Regions from separate parts of the Homo sapiens genome. Here region 2 is linked to region 1. A link is an interaction called in ENCODE POLR2A ChIA-PET data of the cell type or tissue named here. Cell type or tissue: K562. All regions are shown on one strand. Each heading gives the region's core, and the rest is flanking DNA. Links, peaks and the distances in the headings are about the cores only.

Evidence for each region. ChIA-PET counts read pairs that join two places held together with the same protein. Peaks named below come from ENCODE experiments on the same cell type or tissue, not always from the same donor. Only the 100,000 strongest peaks of a DNase experiment are listed, where the experiment ranks them.
Region 2: POLR2A ChIA-PET joins it to region 1 with 6 read pairs; 2 of 35 experiments call an interaction of 5 or more read pairs at or near these places.

The regions. Positions count from the first base shown.
Region 1 is chr16:11,173,201-11,181,060 of GRCh38, reverse strand. It overlaps CLEC16A (C-type lectin domain containing 16A), which reads right to left. Exons shown (of 24, transcript NM_015226.3): 24 at 1-2,726. The coding sequence ends at 2,371. Among named protein-coding and RNA genes, the nearest start is that of SOCS1, 79 kb to the left of the region's middle. RefSeq lists enhancers at 194-353, 6,374-6,887. In K562, for the core only: no CTCF peak of the experiment used is centred there; no DNase peak of the experiment used is centred there.
Region 2 is chr16:10,884,280-10,889,279 of GRCh38, reverse strand. The region is part of intron 1 of CIITA (class II major histocompatibility complex transactivator); the gene reads right to left. Among named protein-coding and RNA genes, the nearest start is that of CIITA, 9.6 kb to the right of the region's middle. RefSeq lists an enhancer at 1,884-2,003. In K562, for the core only: no CTCF peak of the experiment used is centred there; a DNase peak (open chromatin) is centred at 2,142; H3K27me3 peaks cover 743 bases.

The sequences.
Region 1 (7,860 bases), core at 1,578-6,577:
CCTGGAGGTGTCCCCCAGACGCAAGTTGCCAGCCCCAGCTGAAAGAGGCCCCTGAGAGTGACCCTGCAAGCCCACATGGGGACTGCCCTTTTCTTGGCCAGGGATGCAGGGTAGAAGCCCTGCCCTGAGCAGTGTCTTTTATCCTCCGCTGGTCCTCCCAGTCACCTTTAATCCTCTGCTGGTCCTCCCGGGCATGCTGTCCAGCCCTGACCAAGACCTCTCTCCTTCAGTGCTCAGTGGTTACAAGACCAGTTGGAGCCCAGAGACTTCTGACAGCAGGCTGGTGGCCCACCCGTGTGGCATGGAGTGAGCTGCAGGCTGTTCCTCCTGGTCACGCCTTGGGGTGGGGCAGCCACTTGCCTTCTCTAGTTTCTGCTGCCCCACAGACAGAGTCATTTCAAAACCAGAAGTGCATGTCTCAGGGGCTAGCCATCTCCAGCCAGGGCCAGCTTGATCCTCTCTACCCCTCTTGCTCTTAAAAAATTAAGCAACACACAGGCTGCCTGCTGGGTGTGGCGTGTCCCGTCTCCTGATGCTGTGGTCCTTCTCTCCATGATGGTCTTCCCCCCGCTCCACCCTGCCTTCCTTCTCTTCCAGGGATTCTGCAGATGGCCACGGTGGTCGTGGTTTGTCCTTCCTTTGGGTTTCTGCCCATGTGGCCCCCTTTCTGAGCTGTGCGTTTTCTCTATGGAAGCAAAGGTCCTTGTACCTGCAGCCATGAAGGCTGGGTGGGCACAGCTACCCAGAGGGCTTCTAAGGACTGAGGCCTGTCCCCATGGGCGCCACTCCCCCTCCTTGGCAGGACTGTGTTTCCTTCATGAGGTTGAAAACTGCCCTCGGCAGGCCTTGCCGGGACAGCTGGCTGGGCCGAGGAGACAGAGACCATGTTCTTCTAAAATGCAGGTGGCAAAAGATCTCAGCGCGGCTCCCGAGACTACCCTATGGCCAGGCTCCGGCGGATACCTAATGCCCCTGGTGGGCACATCTGCTGGCAGGTCTGGAGGAAAGTTGTGGAAGGTCTCACCAGTGACCAGAGAGGTGAGGGGCCGCTGGCCCTGGTGGACTTGGGGAGGGTGGATCACGGCCTGGGCTGTGAGTGCTGTGTCTGGCTCCCGAGCTGGCCGAGTAGAAAGGAACATCTTGGGGGCTGTGTCTGATGCATCTGGGTCCTTGCTTGTACACACCCAGTCCGAATGGGGAAGGGAACCATGGGGTTTCCATATTCAGATCAGCAGCAGTAGCAGAGGGAGAGTGACAGACTCAGAGCTCTGGGGACACCATGCCCTTGCAGCTGGAGGGGAACTGGCTCTGGGCCATCTCTCGGCACATGTGGGCACACACAGTCGAGGGCAGGTGACGTAGAGGGTGTCTTCCTTTGATTTCCATCATGGCCACAGGGTCGGGAGTCTTCACGGTCCCAACTGGTTCCTTCTTAGAGATGGTAACACTGAAGAAGGTGCTGGAAGCTGTCTCTGTTTGGTTTTGGTGAAGAGAAATGAGGAAGCGTCCTGAGTGGGGAGCTGGCTACATTCCTCCTTTTCCTGGAGAAATCTTTCCATGATGGGAGGCCTCTCGGCTGCTATAGCAGAAAACCATTCAGCCCTCTCAGCTCTGTGTGTACCTGAGAATACATGTATCTCCCTTGTTTTTGTTTAAAAAATAATCCAAACTTTCCAGGAAGGTACTTCATTATTCCACAGGCTTGCAGAGTTAGTGAGTAACAAAGAATCACTTAAATAAATGGAAAAAGCCACACTAAGAACTCTGAAACAAAATATCAGGAAAGGTCCAGTGAAAATGATCATGAAATCTTAACTGTTATTATTACACTTTTCACATGACATCAAACCTTAGTGTTGATGTTTTTGGACTTCTTTTAAATAGAAGTTTTAAAAATAAATGTTCACCTGCTGCCAAAAGCGGAAATAAATATCCAAAGGAGATGTTTATCTAAGTCTGCTTTTCTACAAATTTCTACGTACAGTGACCTGGTCCAATTCTTCTGTGCACACTGGGGCTGGTGACAGAGGAGCCATATGACAGAGGAAGAAAGAGGTGCCGGTGGGTCCTGCCACCCGGGGCTCAGAGACACGGAGCCCAGGCAGCTCCCTGAGTGGCCGGTGCAGTCATCTGCATTCGCCGCGGTGTCTCCGCTGGTCCCAGCCTGCACGTGAAGAGATGCAAAGTGAAAAAGGAATTCAAGGACAACGTGGGGCTTCTTCCCATTCAAGGGAGCGCAGGGATAGGTGGTTGAGATGGCTGCTGGGGGCCGCACAGAATGGTGGGTGCTCCCAGTGTGTCTTGCCAGTCAGCGGCACTGGGGTCCCTACCAGCGGGGCCACACACACAAAGGGAGGCCCCGGCACTGACTCAGTCCTCAGCGGTGCCCACAGGCTCAGCACATGCAGCCTCTTCGCCCACGGGCTCTGTGCAGGCGGCAGCCGGCGTGGACAGCGGGGGCATGCCGGTGAGGCTGCGGAGGCTGTGGGGGTCAACTGGGGGGACAAGGGTCAGCGATTCGACGCTCAGCGTGTCAGCCGTGTCCTCGCAGAGCAGGGAAATGGTGGGCTGCCGGGCAGGGACGAGGCTGGGGGACAGGCTGGCTGTCTCCACGGCTGCGCTCCTGGCCACGTTCTTGCTGGGCTTAGAGTCTGCTTCCGTTTCGTTGACGATTACCAACTGGTCAGGAAGGTGAGGCTTAGGCAGTTCTGGACTCATGGGGGCATCTGGATTGGGGGAGAAAAACCGGAAACACACTGAGCCCTTGAGACACCCCGTCGCACTGCGCCCTGTGCTCCCATCCTGAACCGCGGCCCTGGTGAGCTAGGTGGGAGGTGGCTGGCTGGCGTGAGGGCTCAGCGTGGCTCCACTCACTCCTTTTGGGGACACAGAACCTGCAAAATCCAGTCTGACTTAGGCCTGGGGAAAATACAGCAGGGCCTAGGGTTACCCTGACTTGTGATATGAGGGGAAAATTCAGGGCCTGTGCAAAATCAGCATGTGGCTTATGAAAGCACAGTTCCTGGGTGCAGAGACCCAGCTGACAGGCTTTATGTGTGGGCAAATCTCAGGCCTGCCTGATGATAAATACTTGTTTGGGAAGTAAATGGGCTTGGGTGTGCTCGTAATATCAGGCCATTTCCAGAGTATACATTTGATGACATTTACCCAAGAGGGAACCCACTGCAATATTAAAAAAAAAAAAAAAGGAAATTCTGTAGAACTTTTCAGCTTGCAAAACCAAAACAAAACCTTGGCCTGTCTCCTCCTCCTCCTCCTCAAAGTGCTGAGCCAGCACCCACCAAGGGGCTGCTGTGGTTCCTCAGGCCATTATTGTCCCGAGCTTCCCGGCAGGGGCCACTGAGAAACCACGCCAGGACAAGGCAGGTGAGGTTCCACCCAACGCAGTTATTCTTGGAGCAGCAATTTCTTTCCTTGGTGCTTTTTTTTTTTTTTTTCTTTTGGCGGAGTCTCACTCTGTTGCCCAGGCTGGAGTGCAGTGGCATGATCTTGGCTCTCTGCAACTTCCACCTCCCGGGGTCAAGTGATTCTCGTGCCTCAGCCTCCCGAGTAGCTGTGATTACAGGCATCTGCCACCACATCCGGCTAATTTTTGTATTTTTGTAGAGATGAGGTTTCACCATGTTGGCCAGGCTGGTTTCAAACTCCTGACCTCAAGTGATCCGCCCGCCTCGGCCTCCCAAAGTGCTGGGATTACAGGCATGAGCCACCGTGCCCGGCCCTTTTCAAAATCCTACAGACACATGCTGGCCCATTTGCCTTCCAGTGATGAGCCTGCCTGAACAGAAACACCAGATGCAGCTGGAATTCATTGTGGAAAACATCTTCCAGCACTTCAGATGCCGGGTGTTTAAAAACATTGAGAAGAAGACAGTGGGCATCCTGCTTGGAGGCAAATTCTCATTTGCACAGAGCTGGGGGTCCCCAAGCCATGGCGGGAGGTGCTGACGATGCTATATCGAGCTAAGAGTCTGACAGCAGCCTGGGACCCGGGAAGCATGGTAGAATTTTTTTTTGTTCAACGTGATTCCAGTTTAGTTTTTTATTTTCTCTTTTAAGTCAGGCCAAAATAAAACAGAAGAGCAAATGGAACATAAAGCAAAATAATGGAAAAACAAAGAACGAAATAAAAGCAGGCAGCATATAGAAAGGGAAGAGGGAGAGGAAGAGAGCTCCCATCACGGAGCGAAAGCACGAGAGACAGACTGGATTTCAAAGCACACACCGGCATTTCTCCCCACAAGACTCTGGGCAAGATGAACTCTAAAAGGTCACAATTCATTTCATTTCTTTTGTTTTTTTGAGACAGGGTCTCACTCTGTCACCCAGGCTGGAGTGCAGTGGCATGATCATAGCTCACTGCAGCCTCAACCTTCTGGACTCAAGTGATCCTCCTGCTTCGGCCTCCTGAGTAGCTGGGACTACAGGCCCGTGTCACCACACCTGGCTAATTTTTAAAGTTTTTTGTAGAGACGGGGTCTCATTACGTTGCCCAGGCTGGTATGGAACTCCTGGGCTCAAGCAATCCTTCTGCTTTGGCCTCTTAAAGTGCTGGGATGTGCACAGGTGTGAACCACCGTGCCCAGCCCAATTAATTTCTTCCTAATGTCTTTTTTAAAAGAGAGAGAGAGAGAGAGAGATCTAGAGGAAACCACTGCATGAGGCTTTGGTCCTCGCTCTGGGAGGGTGGCAATGGGCATCGGTGAACACTAGTGGAAAAAGTGATTTGAGGTGTGATCTGAGCCCAGAAATGCTGAGTAAACACTACATGCGAATTCTGGTTTCTTTGAATTTCAACTGATTTGCTCCATTCAGTAAGGATGGCTTGCGGTGCTGGGCTGGTTTCAGCTCAGGCGTGCGCCCTGACCTAGCACGATCTGCCTGCTGTTCCTCAGAACCTGTGGTTCCCTGAGCAGTGCTCACCTGCTCTGGTGGCCTCTGCCCTTGCTTCGAATGGGCATGAGCAGACCTGTGACAAACTCACACACATGTGGATCCACACATAAATTTTGCTGCTGAGGAGGCAGTTTAGAAATGACTAATTCCCCAAATGGCACTGTCCTACCATCTGGAGACAAAGTAGCCAAGCGTTACCTTCACGTTTTCTTAAAATTTCGATGTAAGTGTTTTCTCTCTTTGCTCAAGTCTGCATTTGCATGCAGATATTCAAAGAAGCTGGCCAACTTCGTTCCCTGCTCCTTAATGGGGTGTTTGGTTATGAGAATAATCAGGGATGTGGAAACCTTGTAGGCAAATATATCAAAAAGAGCAAACCAACTAACAATAGCATGCGCACAGAACTGATTTCTTCTTCAGGAAAAGGACCAACAATTTTTATTAAAAGGGTTGGTTTCCCCGCTAAAAGTAGCCTCTTTTTAAATAGGGAAAAAATAACCTCTTCTTACCCATCACCTATGACATGGCCTTGTTGTTGTTTAAGAACTGCTTCCTGAACTTGATCTACAAGGGTATCCAACCAAGGCAGGTGAAAAAGGAGAACTCTGCCAGGTTTTCATTGGGGGGAAAATTACCCAGTGAGGACACTTTTTTCTAGTCAAGTGCTGAGCTGCAAAAGTTACTGGTGAAGCCTTGGCTTCATGCCTGCTGGTGTTTTTGAACTCTAGGGCCACAAGTTGAGGCCAGGCTCAGGAAATGAGGGATTTGGAGAAAAGTCTGACTTCCTGGCCACGGGCTGGGGAGACAGAGCCGAGGGGGTAATGGGACATTCAGGAAGGCCACGTTTCCATAAGCAGCGGACAGACATCCCGTGGCTGTGGCCAGTGAGGACACCAAGGCAGCAGGTCCCCCATGTGCCTGGCCAGCACCTCAGAAACTGATCTGCAGGCCTAGGGTGGGGCCTTAACACATCCTTGTCAAGCAAATGGTGACTTCCAGCAAAAACTTGGATTTGTTGTGCTGGGCTGGGAAAAGGTGGGGCTGAGTGTTGTGGGGAAGAAAAGGATGGTACCTGTAGAGCAAGTGGAGGGCAAAGCTCAGAGAAAATAGGATTTCAACACAAAAGAAGGCAAAGGCTCCCAGCAGACAAGCGCAACGGCCAATGGAGAAAAGCGCATCAGAAACCACAGAAGAAGCGTCATAGGGGAGGCAGCAGGGATGGCCCCGACAGCGAGCCAGGCTGCTGGGTGGTGGCCCATGGATCAGCCTCACTGCTGTGTGGGTGCCACTCAGAAAGGGAGATGGTGGGGCCACATCCATCCATGTGTCTATGAGGGAAATGGCTCTTGGCTTCCGGTCAAAACAGGACTGAATTTGCCACTTATCTTAGATCAAGACTAGGGGAAGAAAGGAAAAAAGAAATGAGGAGACTTCTTGGTTGCTTTCTACAAATTCTCACTTTGCCAGCCAACTGCCGCCCAACCCCCATGGCCTAAACTGGGGGGACCCCTGGGGGACTTGGCAGGAGCATCTGCTTCTGGCCCGGGCCGAGCCTGACACTGGTGCACATGTCACAGAGAAGGACAGCGTTTCCAGGCTGTACAGGTCTGGCTCAGAAGGACTGTCGCGAAGGTGAAGGACTGTCGCGAAGGTCAAGGGCCGGGGATCTGGTCTTCACATGAGGTGAGGCCAGACAGGGAGCAGGGAGAACCAACTTTGGGGGAAAATGGGGAAGTGCCGCCTTGGCAAATGGCTCTGTGCTCAGGCCCAGCTTGGCCCACCTTGCCAGCGCGGACCCTGCCGACTGTGGAAATGCAGCGTGGCGAGTGGACGTCGCGGCCCGAGCGGCTCACAGGGGAGACCTGCCTGAATTGACTGTGCGTGAGGTGCCGTGGCAGCTGCCGTTCGGAGCACTAAACCCAGTGGCCGCCATGACTGTCGGCCTCCGACAGGCTGAACACTCGTCGGCGTCCTTTCCTGCCACTCCTGACTAGAGGGAAAACACAGCGACAGATCATAGAAAGCCTTTAACAATGGGACGGCAGAGGCGACATGGAGGGGACACTGAGCAGCAGCGGACGCTGAGCACTGACGAGGGGCGAGGGTCGTGGGGCAGTGCCCAGCATGGGCTTGTGGCCACCGGTGCATGGGGCGCTGGCCCCCCATGCAGAGAAGACACCCCCCATGCAACCCCCAGGATGAGGCAGGGTCGGGATCGCTGAGAACCAAATTGTTCACTCGTGCAACTTAACCGGGTTAGGGGCAGAGAAGGTGGAGTCCTGTTGGAAAGGAAAGATGGGTTCATCCGCAACATCTGGTCTTGGTCGGAAGCCTCAGGGGACGGAAGAACAGAATCACCTGTCAGTTTTAGACATGGCCCAGGAGTCAGGACACGAAAACCCGGCATCCTCAGGACAGTGTGAGGAGGGCAGGGTGTGTGGCTGGAGGACTGGCATCAAACCAGCTAAGTGAATCAAGCAGATTTCTGACCCCAAGTGAGGAGGTTCTTGGTGTCACACGCTGACGCCAACAGCACAGCTCCGAGTCCTGAGAAAGCTCAGATGCTCGAGGCGCTCCACGAGCCTCTCCACGAGCCTCTCCCTCAGCCACCTAACTGGGCAGCGACTTGGTGACCCGTGCCTTTGAAAAATCAAGACTGAACCACAGCAGGAGAGCGGAGACCAGGTGCCAGGTGGCCGAGTGGGGCTTCTAATTGGCTGAAATAAAAACGTCGGGAGCATCTCACTGCGAAGGGAGAAACCACACTCTCGGAGATGAAGGCGGGTGAGCACACAGCTTGAATGTGACGCCATAGAGCACTACAATGTGAAGGTCCTTAGATGCCACTGGACTATACACTGAAAAACGGCGAAAATGGTAGTTTATGTTACCCGTATGTTACCACAATAAAAAAGGATGATGCCACAGAGAAAACTGAGAAAA
Region 2 (5,000 bases), core at 1-5,000, 290 kb after region 1:
ATGTCTATAGATGCTTAGGAAGTGCTTCAAAGGCCCCTTCATTGGACTGTTTCTCCAAACCACATTGCCAGAGCGGGATGGAGGGAAAAGATGGCCCTGATCATCCCGTGGCAGGAGAGAGAGCCCTTCAGCTCTCCCTGAGGGCAGGGACTGTATCCCTCTAGCTCACCTTCTCCCAGCTCTCAGCATGTTTCTGCGCATGGCAGCCTCTCTTCATCCGTGGCAATGATATAGAACTAGAATTCACAGTGTCCAGCAAGTGCCAGGTACCAAATGACATGACTCGTAGGCATTACCCCATTTGGTCTAACTTACACATCAGCTATTTGTATTCCTGTTTTTCAGATGAAGAGACAGGCTCAGAGGGATTAGTGGGCTGAGATTTGAACCAAACTACCCATCTCCAAAGTCTCAGCCCACTCTATAGCCTTTTTGAATTGCTGTTGGCCCCCCAGCACCCCGGCGAGGGAAGGCGTGGGTGGCAAGACAATTTCTCCTTTTGAGGAGCCATGTGGGGGCAGGGCAGAGGCGCGGTCTGTGTCTTTTTGGTAAATGGGCAGTATTTTTAGAAGGTCCTCTTTGAAACTGTGCTTCCCCCTGGGCCACCACCTTCCACATCCAACTCGAGAAAATATTCCTGATCTTTTTGCCATCAAAAGTCCTTTTTGGGGTTTATTTTCATCCCCACTTCACACTGCATGCAGGATTTGAAAGGCTAAGTGTAGACACTAAACAGGTGTCTGAAATAACAATTCACCTCTCTCTCCCCCGAGGGAAATCAGGTGTCGCCACAATGTTCTAACTCAGACTTAAACTATCTGAAGATCAGTGCATGCATCTCTTCTGGGAACAGCATAACGTTCCATCTCAGCTGGTGGGAGATGAATGGAGCTCAGATGGTGAGCTTTGGGGTGAAATTTCCCAACTTTCAGGTTATCCCTACCTACCAACGCACTACAATCTGGGTAAGTTCATTTTTTAAACCACTTGGAGCCTCAGTTTCCTTATCTGTAAAGTGGGGGATAATAATTGGCAACTCATAGGATTAGGGGAGTTAAGTTGCATGGAGCCCTTAGAAAGGGGACTGGCGACCAGTAAGTGCTCAATGAACAGTAGCTTAAGGCAGCACAACTTCTGCATGGTGAGTACAATATGCGTGATGACCATTTTTATTATTAATGTGCTTCTTACCTCTGTGAGAGTGACCAGGGGAGATTTCTCTGTGTCTGGGGCTGTGCTAGATGCCTTGCATTTACTATTCTGTTTCAACTGTTAACGGCAACTCTGGGAGATTGTTGTTATTATAGCCATTTTACAGACGCAGGCGCTGAGATTACGTCCAGTTCATTAGATGTTTTCTTCCCAGAGGCGGGGAGTCTATCTTTGAGGGTCTAAGGAGGCACTGAAAGGGAGAAGAAGGCTCTTTTGCTACCCCTAAAAGCCTCCAGCACTGCTCTGAACTGTGATTAAAGAGCATGAGAAGGAGGCCAGGGGTGGTGGCTCACGCCTATAATCCTAGCACTTTGAGAGGCCGAGGCTGGCGGATTACTTGAGGTCAGGAGTTCAAGACCAGCCTGACCAGCATGGTGAAACCCCGTCTCTGCAAAAATACAAAAATGAGCTGGGCGTGGTGGTGGGTGCCTATAATCCCAGCTACTTGGGAGGCTGAGGCAGGAAAATTGCTTGAACCTGGGAGGCGGAGGTTGCAGTGAGCCGAGATCACGCCACTGCACTCCAGCCTCGGTGACAGAGCAAGACTCTGTCTCAGACAAAAAAAAAAAAAGCTTGAGAAGGAATACTTCCCTACTCTTGACCATGAACTTCTCCTCCTGAGGAATAATGGGAAGACCTCTGAACTGTGTGCCTAGAGACATGGTTTGAGTTTCTGCTCTGCCTTTGATCCTGAGTACATTACCTTAGCCCTCTGAGCCTCCGTTTCAACGAGTGTTGGAGCCCCTTCAATTGAGTCTTTTTGAGATTCTGATTCCTCGTTGCCTGGCAGTCTTCTCCTTTTCCTTTCCCCCAAGGCCCCCCCCAACACCAACCTGCTCCCCAACCTCATGACAAGCTGCTTCCGGGGGCCAAATGGTGTTGGGAAGCCAGGGGCCTAGGAATGCCTATCTACCATGACCAGACCCCAAACAGCTTCTTTGTGGGGGTAGTAGCTCAAATGAGTTCCGCTTTTGCTCATGCACCCTGTAGTCCTCCAGATAAACTCTAAGAAACATCTCTCACTTTTCCCCTCTAAAGCTGTAAAACAATGATTCACTGAGCACCCCGTAAGAAAGTCACTGAGCTCAGTTCCTTACTGGCCCCAAAGAGGTTTACCACACAGTCCCTGCCAAAGAGGCTTGCAATGTAGACCCAGATGATATTTTAGGAGAGAGACAAAACATAATAATAGCATAGTGGTTAAGGGTGCAGGCTCTGGGTTCAAATCTTAGTTCCACACTTGCTGTGTGACTTTGCAAATGTTACTCAACCTCTCTGAGTCACAGAATCGACTGCATTTTGTTGGCACAGTGCTTATGTCACTGGGTTGTTGTGACTTACCTAAAGTGACTTAGCGAGTAAGTGGTACTAAGATGTAAACTCCAAAAATAAAACAGCAAAGTGACACTTGATACTGTACAACTGGCAAAAGTTAGACATCTGGGAAATGCCAAGTGTTGGTTACACGGGTTTGTGGGAATGTAGATGGATGGGGCCGCTCTGGAGAACGACCTGGCATCATGTAGAATATCTAAGGATATGTAGATCCTACCACCTGGCAATTCAGCTCTTGGGTCTATATATCCTGAAGAAATGTTCCCACAACTCCCCAGGAGAACCCATCTGAGGATGGTTACTGCTGTGTTATTTGTGGTGACAGAGAGTTGGAGGTCACCTAGGTGTCCATCACTGGGGGTGTGGACAGGTGAAAAGTAACCCCTGCACTCCATAGAGAACAATGTCCGTGATTAGAAGCAAAGATCAAATGCATCAGAAGCAAGGCAAGTAGATCCTAAAAACATAGTACAGAATGCAAAAGTAAGAAACTGTGGCCAGGCGTGGTGACTCGCACCTGTAATTCCAGCACTTTGGGAGGCCGAGGCGGGTGGATCACCTGAGGTCAGGAGTTTGAGACCAGCCTGGCCAAGGTGGTAAAACCCCATCTCTACTAAAAATAGAAAACTCAGCCTGGGTGACAGAGTGAGACTCCATCTAAAAAAAAAAAAAAAAGGCAAAACATGTTTTATAAGAGCACATACAAACAGAAAGATACACCTGAAATGCATTAGAATGGGCACCCAGTATGGGAAATAGGGACATTAATGAAGAGAAAACCCTCATGTGAACCAAAGATCATAGTGTACCATGACCTGGGCTGCACTGGGCAGTTAATCGAAGGTTTAAAGGCCCAGGGGTTGAAAAGAAAAGAAACAAAGGAGGATTCATGGGGTGAGGTTGGTACCTCTATGGCTCACCAACAATAGGGCCTGCACAGAGCCTGGTACCTATAGATGTTCACAAAGAAACAAACCTCTGCTCTTGCCACCCCACAGGCTGTCTGGTGATGGCTTGATTTGTGCCCAAGAGCCCAGGGTCCTGGGGAAGAGATAGGAACATGCTGGACTTGGAGCAGGATGGGGGAGGAGCTGGATGTAGAGGAAGAAGCCCCTCACTCTCCAGCCTGCTGTTTGCAAACCAAGTGTAGATATCCCAGGAGAACGAGACAGAGAGAGGACTTAAGAGAAACTACTGGTCTCACTCAAGACTTTCACTTCCTGGAGTGGCACGAGGAGGTCACAGGAGACGGAGAGGAAACTAAGGCATGTAGCAACACTGCAATGCTCAGGGGCTTATGGGCCTGGAAACAGTTGCAGGATCTGATCATTTGTCCTCAAGGCAGGGAGACTAGAAGACGTGCGTGCATGTGCCTGCATGCATGTGTGTGCATGTGTATGTGTGTAATGGGGGCAGGAGGTCAGATGAGCTTCGTGTCAGGAGAGGTCTGGAGATATTGCTATTGGTTGGCTCTAAATCCCCTTTCTGACCTGCAAGCTCCTCAGCTGTGCCACAGGGGCTTGGCTGCAAAATCAAAAGTTGAATCCAGTCGATAGGCCTATTTGTTTTGTTTCCCAAGCCAATATAAGTGTGTGTGTGTCTAAATCACCATCACAATGTCTCTATATAGAGTACACACAATTGTTACCAGAGGCCCCACTACTCCCTATTGCCTTCTGCCTGGACACATTTTACATCATTATGGCCCCTTTGGTATTTGGATTTGCCACCCTTGGCTTGGAGGCCCTTGCAGGTCCCAAGATAATGGCTTGGGAGGGATGGGTGACTGGGGCAGGGAGAGGCAGGATTCAATTATGTCCTGTCCTGCAATGGAATTGAGGTGTACAGTAGGGTCTTTTTCTACAGAGGGTCTTGGAGGGGACTGGCCCTGGGTACCCAAACAGGCCAGTTCCACACAGAGAAGGAGCAGGAAGCACTAAAGTTGCAGCATCTGGGGTGTTGGGTGCACTTTCCCAGCTCTGCTGCCAGCTCAGATGGAAAGGTGATTAAGAGGTAAGCTGTCTGAGATCACACCTGTAATCCCAGCACTTTGGGAGGCTGAGGAGGGAGGATGACTTGAGGCCAGGAGTTTGAGACCAGCCTGGGCAACATAGTGAAACCCCATCTCTTCAGAAATAAAAGATACAAAAATTAGCTGGGTGTGGTGGAGTGCCCTTGTAGTCTCGGCTACTTGGGAGGCTGAGGCAGGAGGATGGCTTGAGCTCAGGAGCTTGAGGCTGCAGTGAGCAATGACTGTGCCACTGCACTCCAACCTGGGCAACAGAGTGAGACTTTGTCTCATAAATGAAAGGATGAATGAATGAATGAAAGAATGGTAAGCTCCCTGGGAACTGTGGGATGCAAAGAGCTGCTCCCTGCTGACACCTGCCTGCTGCTCCTTTTTGCCATCCCAATTCCAGCACCGTTGAATGGATTTCCATTGCAGCTCCCTG